Linked DNA regions of Homo sapiens: region 2 is linked to region 1. Evidence: read pairs that join two places in POLR2A ChIA-PET (ENCODE). Cell type or tissue: MCF 10A. All regions are shown on one strand. Each heading gives the region's core, and the rest is flanking DNA. Links, peaks and the distances in the headings are about the cores only.

Region 1 (11,895 bases), core at 3,153-8,152:
TGCATATTGACAATGTCATACGATTTGACCTAACAAACCATTCATTGTGTATGTTACTTAAATCTGCAATTTGAACTGATAATTCAGAAGAGGAAGGATCTTTTTTCTAATTTTTTTGTCTCCAAATGTTAAGTCACAAAAACAAGGAACTATTAGTAACATAGTATTGTGAGCTAAAATATGTGCTATATATATATATCATGAGAAACCCTTTAAAAGGTTTTCTTTTCAGCAAGTGGATTGTTACAGAGCATTTAAAATAATTTAGAATTATGTTTAAAATTTATCTGATGACAAGTTCTTTCCTTTTGATTATTTTATTCCTTTAGATTTGATTAATTCTGTCCAATACTTGTTTAACCTGACTACAACTTTAATTAATACTTAAAGATCTTTTCTGCTGCTATACATGTTTAAGAAGAAAAGAGAATTTAGAAAATACATGAACTTTTGTTTGCATTTAACATTTTGTTAACTTAGGGCTCTAGGCCGGGCACGGTGGCTCACGCCTGTAATCCCAGCACTTTGGGAGGCCGAAGCAGGCATATCACCTGAGGTCGGGAGTTCAAGACCAGCCTGGCCAACATGGTGAAACCCCGTTTCTACTAAAAATACAAAAATTAGCCAGGGGTGATGGTGGGCACCTGTAGTCCCAGCTACTCGAGAGGCTGAGGCATGAGAATCACTTGAACCCAGGAGGCAGAGGTTGCAGTGAGCTGAGATTACGCCACTGCACTCCAGCCTGGGCAATAGAGCGACACTCAGTCTCAAAAAAAAAAAAAAAAAAAAAATTAGGGCTTTATTTTTAGATAACAGCATATGAACAAAGCTGAGCTTAGGTTCCTGTTGTAGAAATCTAAGTGAATTTTCACTGATTCATGGCCATTAAAGGAGTTTGATCAAAGTCAAGCAGGTTAATTTGCTAATTCTCATTCTTGAAAATACAATATGAAGCCCTTAGTCAGTGACATCTTGCCTTAAATGGAATCTTATTTCTGTGTAAAGTAGGTGATTTATTTTGCTGTAATGTTGATAATAGTGTCACATTTGTGAGAAATATTCCATACACAGCAATAGCAGCTTTAAAGAGAGATCTTTAAAAAGAAAATCTTTAACTCTCTTCTCTTGGGATATTGCTTTCTTGACGCTCAGAATTAGATTAAGTTCTCAGTTACAGTAACTCTTTCATCTCAGATTCCTGGAACATTTGTCTTTTGTCTCCTTCGGAATGGCCTTTCTCTCTCTTTGTATCTCCTTTTATATTATAAACCATATCAGACTGTTTTCTGTAAGTAGTCAGGGTATTAAAAAAAATGGCATTTCAACCCCAGAAGCATAACATTTTGTTTTCTGTCCAAATCTTTGAATTGTTATACTATATTAAAGTTATTTATGAGAAAATCTCTATGGTAATAATGAACTTGATTGACTTTGTTCAATTCTGCCTTTTTTGAGATTGAAATGTTCTATCAGGGAATCAAGCAGCTAACCTTACCACATGATTAATGATAAGAATGTGGAGCCTCTGCTTTCTCACTCAGAAGTGAGGCATCTGTTTCTCAATTATGTGGACCCAGTGCCTTCCTGTTCCATTTACCTCTCTTTACTGCCTTCTTATCAAACAGGAAAAATCTGTCTTAGTAATTCCTTGGTATGTTTTTGTACAAAGAGCTTGCTCTCTTAACTGGCATATTCATTTGAAGCCATTTTGTTAAGGGGGCCACACTTCATTGCTGCACTTGATTTTGTCCTTTAGAGTTGACTCTTCCTGGTTGTCCCCTCCGAAACAGTTTTCTGGGTCTCTAAGGAGAGTTACTAGCTTTGTCTTTAGAAAACCTATAGTCAGGAGCTACTAGGAGTACAAGATCCTGCCTTGTATCATCAAAGTCTTCTAAGACTTGATACTTGCTCTGAAACTGGTTCATTAGTCAGGAAGGCCTCTTTGTTCCAGACTCTACACCTGCCTTCTCTTCTACTTGAGTACAAGTCGGGAGCCTTTCCTGCTCCTAGGGGATTCTTTTTCAAACATAATTTATGAAAGAACACCCAGCATGTAACATGTAACACGGAAGCGGAGCTGTTGTGATTGAGTCAGGAATTGGGATGGGGACGCTGTCAGAGCCCTGGCTTCTTTAACTTAACCCAACCTCTTCTTCTAGAATAAGGATCCCAGATAAATACTTTCTGTTTTCCAGCACTTAGATATTACTGTGATTAGTTCTAAAATCATAGAATTTCAAGAATATAATTCTTCTTTCCATGGTCTGTCTGTAAGCTTCTGAGAAAGAACTTTCTACAGAGTAGATCATAGGACTATATCTTTTTTGATAATTCCTGTAACTATTTATAGTGGCTTATACTCAGTCACTCAATTACAACAGTATTGGACAATTTTTTTTTTATAATCGGCAGTGGAAATCAAGCCCCAATTGACATTTAATATTTCTACTTAGGCTGGGCACAATGGTTTATACCTGTAATCCCAACACTTTGGGAGGCCAAGGTAGGAAGATGGCTTGAGGCCAGGAGTTTGAGGCCAGCCTGGTCAACATAGCAAGACCTTGTCTCTACAAAAGTGTATGTGTATGTGTATATATATATGATGTGCATATATACATATGTGTGTATGTATATATATATGTGTGTGTTTATACATATATATACACACATACACACACACATATATACTACTAAAAAATCTGTGTATTATGATTGGCCGATATGTCTTTTATTGTATCTAGGGGTTAGTTTTTCAGACCTTTTATTTAAGCATCATAATTGCCCTTTTTTTTTTTCTTTTCTTTACTTGCCATACATTGGCAAGAATTCCCCTTTTCTCTAACAAAAATCTTAGACCTCAGAACACAGGATAAGAGGAAACTGCGTTGATTGTTCTGGCAGAGATGGGGTGTTGCTGCCAGAGCCTTGGCTCCTGACATTTGAACACCCCATCGTTGGCAGTTCCTGAGGCTGGAAACCACTAAAATTGGGTAATATCACTTTTAATTAATCCTAAATCACAAAGCTAGAAGGCATCTTTAAAATCATCTGGTTCAGCTAGTCCATCTCTTATAAATGAAGAATACTTGCTACTTTGTTGAGTAGCTGGACTATAATTTTCAGCTTTGGGCTTTAACCCATTTTTCATAATGCAAGTCTTTTTTTTTTTTTAATGTGCTTTTTAATTAAGCCCCTAAGAGCAGTATCCATATCTATCCTAATGGTGGAAAAATCTCCAAAATAGTAATACAGTATTATATGCCAGTTAGGTGCAATGTATAGATCAAAGAAATTCACAGATTATTTTCTATTAGTAATTTAACTTTAACCCAGCAGAGCCTTCAGTTGATGTCTGTATATTCAGAACATTTGGCTTTAAAGCACTCTAGCCAAGAGCAGTGGCTCATGCCTGTAATCCCAGCATTTTGGGAGGCCAAGGTAGGAGGATCAGTTGAGCCCAGGAGTTTGAGACTAGCATGAGCAACATAGTGAGACCTCATTTCTACAAAAAAATTAGCTGGGCATGGTGGCACATGCCTGTAGTCCCAGCTACTCAGGAGGCTGAAGGGGAAGAATTGCTTGAGCCCAGGAGGTCAGGGCTGCAGTTAGCCCTGATCGTACCACTGCACTCCAGCCTAGGTGACAGAATGAGACACTGTCTCAAAAAATAAATAAAAATATATGCTCTTCAGGCCAGGCACGGTGACTCACGCCTGTAATCCCAGCACTTTGGGAGGCCGAGGCAGGCGGATCACAAGGTCAGCAGTTCAAGACCAGCCTGATCAACATGGTGAAACCCCGTCTCTACTAAAAATAGAAAAAAAATTAGCTAGACTTGGGAGGCTGAGGCAGGAGAATTGCTTGAAACCGGAAGGTGGAGGTTGCAGTGAGCTGAGATTGCGCCACTGCACTCTAGCCTAAGCAATAAGAGCAAAATTCCATCTCAAAAATAAATAGATAAATAAATTAAGCACTCTTCATTATTTTTTAATTACTTAAAGACTAAATTGAAGCACTTCTATTTCCCATTATTTGCCATGTGAAATCAAGTAAAACTTTTTTTTTCCTGGGTATTGTAGCACGGGCTAAAATGTATAAATGTACATAAAGTCATTTTCTTTCAGTTTTATATTTACAGACTTCAGATTTCTTCTGTTTGGTACCTAAACTAATAATCCCATGTCTTATTGATGCTGTCTTTACTAAGATCAGAAATGTTGAAATCATCCCATTTTCTCCCTCAAATACAGTTGTAGTTTGTACCAAAAAAAAAAAAAAAAGTCATTTGTACACATAGATGCAGAAACTTTTCAGCTGAGTTTATCATACTTTTTCTTTTCTTTTCTTTTCTTTTTTTTTTTGAGGCGGAGTCTCACTCTTTCAGTCAGGCTGGAGTGCAGTGGTGTGATCTCGACTCACTGCAACCTCTGCTTCCCGGGTTCAATCAATTCTCTTGCCTCAGCCTCCTGAGTAGCTGGGATTACAGGCCTACACAACCACACTCGGCTAATTTTTGTATTTTTAGTAGAGACAAGGTTTCACCATGTTGGTCAGGCTGTTCTCGAACTCCTGACCTCGTGATCTGTCCACCTCGGCCTCCCAAAGTGCTGGGATTACAGGTGTGAGCCACCGCGCCTGGCCGCATACTTTTTCATTCTGCCTCCACAGATACCCTCTTGTTACTTACGTGACATACTCTAATCCTCTTTCTTTTGCCTGACCTATATGTATGTCAGCTTTTTTGAAGGGATAAAGTTACCATGTTTTTTTGCAGTGTGTATCCCATATACTTTTAGGTTTTAAGGAAAGAAAAATAAAAGCCCTTTTGTGTATGTACAGTAGCAATAGTTTACAGTAAAACTCATTATCTATTTCTCAGTTATGTGCTTATTAGTAAAATCTTTTTCAAGTAGAGTCATTTTTGGTTTTTTTTTTCCCTAGTCGTGACCCCACACACAGGACTCTATTAAAGGTTAGAAATAAATCATAATACTTCATCTCCATTTTAACGAAAGTTAAAATCTTCAATGTAGCATTCTAGATTGCAGGATTTTCCTTCTAATGGAAATAAAACTTAAATTAGTTTCTGGTACTTCTTAGTGCTCCATCTCAGTTAGCTAGTCTGAGTGTTGCCATGAAATAAACTCTCTGCGGGAAAGCAGTGGACTCTAACATAATAAACATCACCTGTCTTGTCTTTTTTTTTTTTTTTTTAAACAGTCTCACTCCTGTTGCCCAGGCTAGAGTCCAGTAGCACGATTACAGCTCACTGCAGCCTCAACTTCTTGGGCTCAGGTGACTCTCCCACCTCAGCCTCACAAGTAGCTGGGACTACAGGCACACACCACCATGCCCAGATAATTTTTTGTATTAATTTTTTTCTATTTTTAGTAAAGACGGGGTTTCGCCATGTTGTCCAGGCTGTTGCAAACTGCTGGGTACAAGCAATCCCCCAACCTTGGCCTCCCAAAGTACTGGGATTACAGGCATGAGCCATCATGCCTGGCCCTGTCTTTCCGTTGTTTTAAAGAAAGCCTAACTTAAATTTTTTTTTCCTTTTTTTTTTTTTCTTTTTTTTTTATGAGATGTAGTCTTGCTCTGTCACCCAGGCTGGAGTGTAATGGCACCATCTTGGCTCACTGCAAACTTCGCCTCCTGGGTTCAAGCAATTCTTGTGTCTCAGCCTCCTGACTAGCTGGGACTACAGGTGCGTGCCACCACACCCGGCTAATTTTTGTGTTTTGGGTAGAGACAGGGTTTCACCTTGTTGGTCAGGCTGGTCTTGAACTCCTGGCCTCAAGTGATCTGCCCACCTTGGCCTCCCAAAGTCCTTGGCGTGAGCCACCACACCATGCCAATTCTTTAGTGATATTGGTTTAATATGGTTTTTTAAAAAAAATTATGGACTGTTTTATGCATGTTGTTGTTGTTGTTGTTGTTGTTGTTGTTGTTGTTGTTGTTTTGAGACAGAGTCTTGCTCTGTTGCCCAGGCTGGAGTGCAGTAGCACAATCTTGGCTCACTGCAGCCTCTGCCTCCTGGGTTCAAGTGATTCTCCTGCCTCAGCCTCCCAAGTAGCTAGAACTACAGGCATGTGCCACCATACCCAGCTAATTTTTGTATTTTTAATAGAGACAGGATTTCTCCATATTGGCCAGGCTGCTCTTGAACTCCTGACCTCAGGTGATCCACCTGCCTCAGCCTCCCAAAGTGCTGGGATTACAGGCGTGAGCCACCACACCTGGCCGCCTTTCAAATTAGTAACCAGTGCTTCCTATCTTTTTACATATACATAGCATTATCTCAGCCTTAATCTTACTTCCACCCTAGGCCTCCCATTTTCCTTTTTGTCCTCTCCTTGGACTCCCCATCTGCCTGCTACCACCACCCCAAAAGATAGATTCTGGTATCAAATCAAAAGATGAGTAGAGGACAGGCACAGTGGCTCATGCCTGTAATCCCAGTACTTTGGGAGGCTGAGGCAGGCAGATCGTCTGAGGTCACAAGTTAGAGAACAGCCTGGCCAACATGGCAAAACTAAAAATACAAAAATTAGCCAGGCTTGGTGGCATGCGCCTGTAATCCCAGCTACTCGGGAGGCTGAGGCAAGAGAATGGCTTGGACCCAGGAGGCGGAGGTTGCAGTGAGCCGAGATCGCGCCACTTCACTCCAGCCTGGGCGACAGAGTAAGACTCTGTCTCAAAAAAAAGGTGAGTGGACTTTATGGAGAAGGCAGGAACAGTTTTTCTTTTCTTTTTCTACTTTCTACCAGAAAATTCTGTAAGTAGTTAGGAACTCTCATTTCTTTCTACTTAATTTTCTGTAATGTTTTCTCCCCTTCCAAATAATATTTCATCATCCTCTGCTAGATGTACTTTGCCTGTTAGTCTGAAGACATTTTGATGATGGCTTTTTGTACATTTGCCATCTCATTGGGATAAATTATTCCTTCTTGGTTACCTATATGCAACCTCAGGTCTTGTCTCTGCCCACTTACAGATTAATATTAAAGATTGTATGGTTGTCTTTGGTTGGCAGCTCTGCAGAGGGAAATCTGTATCTCTGCCATAAAGCATCGTGTGTGCAGTGCATCAACCTCCTGAGAGTCTGAATACTAGCCAGCTGAGCTGTTGGACCATCTGGGAATGATCTTGAAGTACAGCAAATAAGACTTCCCACCCACTTATTTTCTTACAGTCATGTGGAGGTTGTCATACATTTGTGTTGGGGACCCCTCAGCATTTGGATTTGGCCATGTCCTGCAGGACCTGATGACAGCTTACCTTGCAGGGAAGGAGAGTCGCTCCCAGATAGCCCTCACGAGTGGCCCTGGAGCAGGAAGTGGTGGAGCAGATCTTCCTTGTTTGGGAGGAGCCTGAGGTGGACCTCGCGTCCTGAGTCTGGAAGGTAAATTTGTTGTTACCTGTAAATTATGGTTCTGCTAGTTCATGCTATGCCAATCCAGACTTTCAGAGGTATCCCTCCTGCCAGCAAGAGAAGACAGATGACTTGGATGAAGATGGCTGTCAAGCCCTGGGTCATTTAGTCTTCCACACTTAAGAATATTCATTTTAAACAAAAGGGCAGACATATCTATGAAATTACCGTGTTATTTCAACACATTGAGCACATACTATGCTATGACCGTGGTGCTCTTTCTTGTTGATGTTTTTGTTTCTTCACTTTTTTTCTTAGAATGAACCATATGGATTGGTTTAAGAGGGCCTAGCAGAACCACAACCTTACAGGCAAGAACAAATGTCACTTTCTGCTACTTTCTCCTATACCAATCCAGACTGTAGGGACCAAAACACAGTATCCTCCACCAAAGTGAACATTATTTTTTAAGCAAGCATATTGACATTTTGTTTTCTTTAATAAAATAATATTAAAAGTTTTCTCCAACAAATGTTAAGGCTTTAAAAAAATAAAAGTCTATGACACATTTAGCTCAAAAAGGAGTACTGTATGCCAAACTTACTTACCAGTGTGCCAACCTGACCCCCAGCTCATTAGCATAAGCACGCCTCTTTCTTCTCAGTGAAAAATAAACCCAATTCACAGATTTGGTAACCAGACAGAGGGATGGATGCTGCACTGCATTCATTTAACTGCATCTATCTACTCGAATAGGTACATCCTCACAGAAATTAATACATGATCTTTGTGTTAATATATGTTAGTTTATTCTATGTTACCTGTCTTCTTTCTAGTGTCTCCTTTTTAATCATATCTGCTGGCAATAGGGATGGCCCTACAGTCTAGAATGATATAGGGGAAAGATAGCAGAACCTGAAGAGTCCAGTCTTTCAGTTTAAAGAAGAGGTAGTCACAATGAATATATTATTTTTTGCACAAGTCGGGGAGATAGTTATATGTACCCTTCCAGAACCGCAAATAGTTGAGCTTGTCCATTTCTCCAAGTTACTGAGGTAAACTCATTGCTTACTACTTAAACCAGTAGCCATTAATTGATTCTGTCTTTGGTTTCTAGACTTATCCAACTTCAGTATTTGACATTCTCTTCCTCTCCTTCAGAAATTCCAGAAACTACTAAGAGGGTAGGGGTTGAATGTTGTTTTAGGCTAATCCTCCTGTTGGGTGAGCATCCACCAAAGTAGGAGGGGCCTTGCATGGAGGACATTTGCCTAATGTTCAAATTGGCTAGTTCATGTAACTCCTAGATATCTTTGCTCATCTTTGAGCTTTGAGGCTATTTTGGTTTTTCCTGATTTGTTCATACTATCAAGTCTTTTATAACCTCACATAATCCTTTTCTTTATGATCAACATTCTAAATTGAATGAGGAACTGACTGTCCAGAGCAACACAAACTGTTTAGTGTTATCAGCATTTATATTCTTAAATTTGCTTATTTGATTTAATTTACCATTGCATAAGTTCCAAGTAATTGTGAATTGCCTTGAGTTTTAAAGATTAAAATATAATGGAAACAATACTTTGGGAACATCTGTTAGATTTCAGAAAATCCCTTCATGATGCTCATTTAATTGATTTTCCGAGTCCCCATCTTAACCATTTGCTGTGGGAGGCTAGTGATTACCGGTTCTAACATTGGAAGTTTTCTCTTTATAGTAATTTCTACATGAGAAATTTTGAAATAATAATTTAAATAGTTTACCATGGTACTCATCTCCAAAACTCTTCAACTCCACCTTCTTAATAACTTTATCCAGTGCTTTTCCCTCACGTCCATCTATGTGGACTAGATTTCTAATCTATGAATTTAATTTAAATTGAAAATTTTCATTTCTCTTATTCATGTTGTTGGAAACCACACTGCTGATTGGAATTGTTTTTCTTTCTGCTCTTAGGCCAGATCTTTTAAAAGTAGAAATTAGGGTGAAGTGTATTCACTCAGTACATATTAAAAATTTCTTAAATCAGTTTAATCCTATTAAATCTGCTATTGAGTTTGTAATTCCACTCATAGAAAAATCGCTGCTTAAATCTCATATTAGGACAGTATCAGATTTTGAAGTCAGCATGAATCTAGTCTAATATATGTGAATTTTCTCTTTATCTTGTTTGTCCCTGAAACTGGCTTTTTCCAGATAGAATTCTAGGAAACAAACGGAATTAAAATGACATTTTTAGTTTAATATTCCTATTATTGATGGTACTGCTTAATTTTCATTGATATGTTTTAGGCTTTATGTTAATAAGACAATAATTTAATGATTTTTATGTGACAGGCACCTATGGGGACCTGCTGGGGTGATATCTCAGAAAATGTGAGAGTAGAAGTTCCCAATACAGACTGCAGCCTACCTACCAAAGTCTTCTGGATTGCTGGAATTGTAAAATTAGCAGGTGAAAAGCATGAATAATAGTTTAGTAGAAAATGCAGAGATCCTTGTAACCTTTCGTAAAAAAAGCATGTTTATAAATTTTGCAAGTATTGCCAAATAAAAAATATGTTATGATATAGGGCAGGGGTTGGCAAATTGTTTTCTGTGAAAAGCCAAACAAATATTTTCAACTTTGCAGGCCATATGATCTCTGTCACAGCTATCCGTCTCTATCATTATAGCATGAAAGCACCCTTAGCAATACATAAACAAATGGACATGATTGTGTTCCAGTAGAACTTTATTTACAGGAAATTTGAATTTCATATAATAGTTATGTATCATGAAATATCCTTTTTTTCTTTTCAACCATTAAAAATGTAAAAGTAATTCTTAGATCACAGCCATAAAAATAATCCAGCAATAGACCAGATATATAGGCCATAATGTATATGTTACTTTGAAAAGTAACAAAAGTTGAGGTACTAAAAAAAGTGGTAAGAGCTGGCCACAGTGACTCATGCCTGTAATCCCAGCTTTTAGGGAGGCAGAGGCGGGAGGTTAGCTTGAGCCTAGGAGTTCAAGACCCACCTGGGCAAAATAGCGAGACCCATTCTCCATTTTAAAAAAATAAAAATAAAGTGGTAAGAACCTTAATACCAAATTGATACAAGTGTTGATAATTTTATATATCTTGGGTTCTTCCGTTCTGTTTATTCCCACTGCCTCCACCATACCAAGCCCTTTACTGCTCATGAAGTAAACATGTTAGGAATCTACTATGGTAGACAATGTGGACAAAAGATGATATCCAGAAGTATAAGACTTGTATTTTTTCCAGCATGTTCACATCGGCCAAATGTTGACTACTACCAGGTATTAATATGACAAGATACTCAGTGAGTAGTGTAGTAGGGCATTGTGGAGGAGAGGCAGGCAGCCACTCATAAGAAAAGTTATCTTCAATTACTACTGTGACAGATTTTTAACTCCTCCCACTCTCTCTAGTTTTATTTCCGGCATTCTCCTCAAAACACACTGTAGACTGCTCTGTTGTGTACTGCTAATTGACTTAATTTACCTAAAAATTATTTTAATTTTATTTTTCTGTTCAAGCATCTTTTATGGCCTCTTTGTACTTAAAGGATCAAGATAGCCAGCATTTATGACTATTGATGAGTTGCACCATATACCACATGCCAGATGTATTGTAGTTCTCCAGCATAAATGATCTGTTGTGATGAGGCCAGTCTCCCTCTCCCTTTCATACAGCACGTTTTTGTCACCTCTGTGCCTTGGGTTACTCTTGCAAGAGTGTCCCATCTCTGTACTGAACTGTACTACTACCCAAGTCAATTCCCCATCTTTTTCTTGAAACATTTTCCCAGCTGTATAAGCATTCACTAAATGCTTGTATTATTCTCTACACTGTAATTTAAAACAACAGCATATTATTTTTGCCCTGGGTGTTTAAGTTAGTTACATTTAAATAGCTCTTAAGATCAGTGCATTTACTATCCAAAAATTACTTCTGCCTTCCATCTCCGATTTTACATTTCTGTTTTATCTAACTGCATCATGTATCTTCTTTTAAGCCACTTTAATGCCATTGTAGAAGTGAGCCTAATGTTAACCAGAAGCTAGAGTTCAGCAGTAATTAGCAAACTCATAAATTGTTCTGAGAAATTATTGAATTTTAAAACTGAACATTTAAGGCTATAAATTTTCACAAACATGAAAATGCTGACTAAACTTGTCTCCTAACCTGAAATACACATATATTGGCCTTTTTCTGTTTCATTAAAGGCCTTAAATTAAATCGTAATCTTTTATCAACATAAAGTTTATAGAATTATAAATAGGATATATTACATATTTTTTGTACTTTCCAAGAGTAAGCCTTCCTATTTGCCTAAGACATAGTTTTTAACTCATTTTACATAATTTTCTTTGTGTTTATTGAACTTTTTACCTGGCATATTCAAATCTTATTTCCAAATACATACGACAGAAAAATTTAGATTCTTAAAGTAGCCACATTCAAATTACCCAGGAGTAATTGGCCACCTAAGCAGCTGGATAAAGC
Region 2 (5,000 bases), core at 1-5,000, 290 kb after region 1:
TCCAGACCCAGAGGCTGTAGACAACGAGCTTTCCTTAAGAGGCTCTCAACAAATACTCAGGCTTGCCAGGGCTCCTCTGCTTATAAAAATTCCATCTTACAGCATAGAAAGTTTGGAAAGCGCAGCAAATGTATATAAAAGTCACCTAAAAGGCCACCAGCTAGCGATGACCATTGTCAGCATTCAGGAGTATGCCTCCTCTTCATCCCAAAGTCAAACATGAACTACGACTAGGTTGTGACTAGGTTGTACTCTTCTACAATGGGGACACAGGGGTCACAGTTATTCCATTGTTTGTCTTTTATTAATTCTCCTCCATCCTTGGCTTGTTTGGGGACTTTAAAAAAAAAACCGCTTCCTATTACATAGCACAGACTTCAGGAAATACTTGTTCAATGAAGGGACAGGCAGGGCCTGGTCATGTTGGGACTGGAACCCTGGCTGGCTTTAGGTGTGCCCAGCACAAGCTGAACCCCAACACCATTCACCATCCAACCATTCCTGGCATCCCTGGCATGAGGTTAGTTCTCACCAGCTCTCAGTGGAGGTCACTAGTGTTTGTTGACCTTAGTAAGGGAGATTCACAGCTGGGCATGGTGCCTGTAACCCCAACACTTTGGGAGACCAAGGCAGGAGGATCACTCAAGCCTAAGGGTTGGAGACGAGCCTGGGAAACATAGGAAGACCCTCTCTCTACAAAAAAATTTACAGATTAGCTGGGCCTGGTGGTGGGCACTTGTGGTCCCAGCTGCTTGGGAGGCTGAGGTAGGAGGATCGCTTGAGCCCGGGAGGCTGAGGCTGCAGTGAGCTGTGATGGTGCCACAGCACTCCAGCCCAAGTGACTGAGCGGGACCCTGTCTCAAAAAAAATCAATCAATAAATAAATGAGAAATAAAGGAGATGCAGGTGGAGAGGGAGGGGCCTGGATCCTGGGGCTGTGGCATCAGGCAGAGTCTCAGCTTCAGAGTCAGCGGGCAAAATAGGGCCCCGGGGCTGAAGGGTAGGGTTCCTTCCCCTTGAGCCCTCAGAGAGGTTGTTAAGAAAGAGAGAGGCCAAGCGCAGTGGCTCACACCTGTAATCCCAGCACTTTGGGAGGCTGAGGCAGGCAGATCACCTGAGGTCAGGAATTTGAGACGAGCCTGGCCAACATGGTGAAACCCTGTCTGAACTAAAAATACAAAAACTATCTATCTGAGTGTGGTTGTGCACACCTGCAACCCCAACTACTAGGGAGGCCGAGGCAGGAGAATCACTTGAACCTGGGAGGCAGAGGTTGCAGTGAGCAGAGATTGTGCCACTGGGCTTCAGGCTGGGCAACAGAGCAAGACTCAAAAAAAAGAAAAGAAAAGAAAGAAAGAAAGAGAGAGACAGTTCTTAAGGAATCAGGCTTCAGAGAAAGCAGAAGTGTGGAGGACGGACACAGGAAGGCTGTCGGTTGTAAGAGGAGGCTCTGCAACATCGCCAGCAAAGGCGACCGAATTTCTCTTCCCGGAAACTTCCAAGAAGGGGGCATCTCCGTGGACTGGGTCAGAGACCACCTATCCCTGGGCGAGGGGAGGAAGCAGAGGCTTCAGGAGCTCTTTCAGGGAGCACGGAGGCCAGGGCAGCCTGCAGGACAGAGGAGGGTGTGGCTGGAGGGCCGAGGTGGCTGGAGGACAGGAGAGACTTTGGCCAGGGCATTGGTTTTCCTTACTAGGCTGGGCAGGCTTTCTAAGCCTCTGCAGGCAGCCAGTTTGGGGAGGGGCCTGGGCTTGGAGATTCTCGCTTGGCTCAATCCCCTCTTAGATCCGGGAGCTCGTGGGAGGCTTCGGACAGAGCTGGCCCACTCTGCAAAGGTACTTTAGGATTCTTCCTGGAAAACCAGCAAGAGGAGGAAGCGAACACTGCCAGGCCACAGGCCCAGCTTGGATGGCGAGGAGGCTACAGCGTTAGAATCTGGACTCAGCCACATCTATGCCGAGTGACCGTGGGCAAGCAGAGATTTAACCTCTCTGAGTTTCAGCGTCTTCCTCTGGGAAATGAGGATTTTTTTAAAAAACCACACAAAAAATTTTCTTCTGTCCCCTTCTCCCACTCAAGGTTGCTGTGAGGATTATAATGCAAGAGCAAATAAGCAGAAGGGGGCTGGGTGCAGTGGCTCACGCCTGTAATCCCAGCACTTTGGGAGGCTGAGGCAGGCGGATCATTTGAGGTCAGGAGTTAGAGACCAGCCTGGCCAACATGGTGAAACCCTGTCTCTACTAAAAATACAAAAATTAGCCAGGCATGGTGGCACACACCTGTAGTCCCAGCTACTCGGGAGGCTGAGGCAGGAGAATTGCTTGAACCCGGGAGGCAGAGGTTGCAGTGAGCTGAGATCGCGCTTCTGCACTCCAGCCTGGGGAACAGAGTGAGACTCTGTCGGAAAAAAAAAGAAAGAAAGAAAGAAAGAAAATAGGCAGAAGGGCCTGCCTGGCATAGCTAGGTGCTCAATAAATGTTATTCTTCCCTGAAGGTGTCCTCGGAATTGGTGGCATACGCGAATTGCCTTGGGGGTTTGTTTAAACTGCTGACTCCTCTCCACCCCGGCCCAGCAGGTCTGCCTTTTTCACAACACCCAGGCCCAGGTGATTCTTAGGCAGCAGGACCCCAAAATAGCACCAAAGACGCCAAAAGGCTGTTGCCAGATGGGGGTCCTAAGCAGGTGTGTGGGTAACCCCCTGCCCACCGACTCTCACGCCTTAGGCCACCAGCCTGCAGCCCCTCCCTCCCACAAGCACCGTGGGCCCTGTTGTGAGCTGCCAGTTGCAGTGTGGGTTTTTGTCTGCCTTCCCCACCCCATGCCAACCCGCCCAGCAGGCCCCACTGCCTTGGCAACGCATTGCAAAGTCCACACAAAGGGAAACTGCGCTGGGGAGGCTGGTCCTGCCCGACGCCCGGGGAAGGGTTTCCATGGCAATGCTGACATCACCAGGCTCTGGCGGCTGCAGTCAGGCCCTGCATGAAGGCGCCTGGCTGTTCACACCACAACGACCTTGGAGGAGGGCGACCCAGGGCTCTGCACCGATGCCGGGGGGCGGAGAGGGCCTGCCCCTGGGTTCGAAACCCAGCCCTACCCCTGACTGGCCAGGTGACTTTGAGCAAGACACAGGGTCTGTCTGAGTCTAAGTCTCTTCACCTATAAAAGAGAACTAATGATCTTTACCTTGCAGTGAGGAGGAAATGAAATCATGGCTACTGTGCAGGGATGGGTAAACTGTAAAGGCTGGGGAGCACCCTGAGCCCCGTGACTGCTGGGCCCCTGGGTGTGGGATCCAGAAGGAGAGGCTGGGATTCGGGGAGGAGAAGGCACAGTTATCCAACAACCTCCCCTGCGCCTCCTCTCACTGGGGAGGAGGAGAGGTATTTGGGGAGATGTGTTATTTGGGGAAGAGAGTCATGGGATGGGGAGACATTGGGGCTGGATGGTGGCTTGGATTTTCCGGTCTCACACCCTCAGCTCAAGGATGAGGATTCAGAGGCCCAGGAAGCAGCTGTGACACAGGCCCAAGCTCATATCCCTGCATTAGGATGGAGCCAGGGTGCAGGGGGTATGGGCAAGGGTCCCCTGTGCCCCAAGGGTGGGCCCTCTGGGTGGAGCCATCTCTGTTCTCAGTGGCAGTAACACTGACTCCTCTGCAGGAAATAAACAGTCAGAAGCACAAGGCGGGAGAGGGTGGGACCTTCTGAGATCAGTGAAGCTGTAGGTTGGAGTCCACCCACGGTGTGCTGGGCAGGAGGAGAGCCGGGCAGCGGGGAGCTTGGAAAGGCCTCGAAGGCTTCCTCTCTGCTGCTGTCCCTAGGAGGCTCTCTGAAGGCTCTGCCTTTTCCCAGCTTTGGCTAGGGGCCCCCACCCCACCCCACCCCACATGGTGAGGGTCTCCCTAGGCCTTAGCCACATGGCTTGGGGCAATTCCAGGAGGAGGCCTCAGGTGTCCACAGAGCTTTCTGCCTAGCCAGCTCACCCCCACCACCAGCTTGTCCCCTCCTGTCTGTCCTCTGTCAGGATCTGGGACCTGCCGCAGGCTCTTTATCTCCAAGGGAATTGCTGGGGACTGTCCCCACTCAGTGTCCCAGCCAGGGTCTTACTGTGCCCTGGTGCCCCATTCTGCCAGACTTTGTCCAACTTCCACCCAGACGTCTGTGTCCCACCCTCCCTGGGCCCAAGTGACCCCTCTGGGCTCTTGGCTCCCTTTGCGGGAAGGTGGACCTCCCACCACAACAGCGGTCACTCGTCAGTCCAGAGGGAGGCTTCCATGAGGTTGAGACGGCCATTCTGACCTGAAGTTCCCCTCCCGCGGCAGGAAAGCTGCAGGCCGTCATTCTGCTTCCTCTCCCTGGGGAAGTCGCCCTCCTTCACCTCTGGGGCCAGGGAAGGGGCCCGCTGCCTGGGAGGGGAGGGCAAGTGCTGTCCTCAAAGCTGCAGTCAGGTCACGGGGAAGAGAGGAAGCCATGGGGCTGCCATGTTAGGCAGTGAGGGCTTGCTGGCACTTGCGCGCGCCCGCCTCTGAGTCCCTGGCACCTATGCCCCTCTTGGCCACAGCCTCACTTGTACTTACCCTGCTGAGGCCTCCGGCTCAGCTGGACTGTGACGTGCCATTGTTTGGCTTCGAACCGGTTCTGTAAGGGTGGCCCCAGTCCAGTGTCCTGGGGTGGCAGAGCCACCCATCGGGGTGCCCTGGAGAAGCCAGGCATCTGGAGCAGGAGGTCTGGAAGGCGGGGGGAGGAGGAATGTCCCTGCTGAGATAGAGGTCCAAGGACCCCCTCCAGAAGCCCACACTTTGTGCCCACACAAGGAGCACAAGGAGCCTCAGTGGCTTCTCGAAGCTGCCTGGCTCCATGAAAGGATGGTGGCTGGCCTTGGGCTCTGCGGGGATCAGCCACGTCCTTTCCCTTTGCCTCCAAGACAGAGGAATTGGGTTAAAGGTTGGAACCACCTGGGAGGACACTTCCCTACTCACCAGGTACTGGGCTTTCCAAGG

What was found. ChIA-PET counts read pairs that join two places held together with the same protein. Peaks named below come from ENCODE experiments on the same cell type or tissue, not always from the same donor. Only the 100,000 strongest peaks of a DNase experiment are listed, where the experiment ranks them.
Region 2: POLR2A ChIA-PET joins it to region 1 with 5 read pairs; 2 of 35 experiments call an interaction of 5 or more read pairs at or near these places.

What each region holds. Positions count from the first base shown.
Region 1 is chr17:51,204,824-51,216,718 of GRCh38, reverse strand. It overlaps MBTD1 (mbt domain containing 1), which reads left to right. Exons shown (of 17, transcript NM_017643.3): 7 at 9,714-9,831. Among named protein-coding and RNA genes, the nearest start is that of NME2, 44 kb to the right of the region's middle. In MCF 10A, for the core only: no CTCF peak of the experiment used is centred there; no DNase peak of the experiment used is centred there.
Region 2 is chr17:50,917,774-50,922,773 of GRCh38, reverse strand. No RefSeq gene overlaps it. Among named protein-coding and RNA genes, the nearest start is that of TOB1-AS1, 54 kb to the right of the region's middle. RefSeq lists enhancers at 4,692-4,861, 4,119-5,000. In MCF 10A, for the core only: no CTCF peak of the experiment used is centred there; a DNase peak (open chromatin) is centred at 2,903.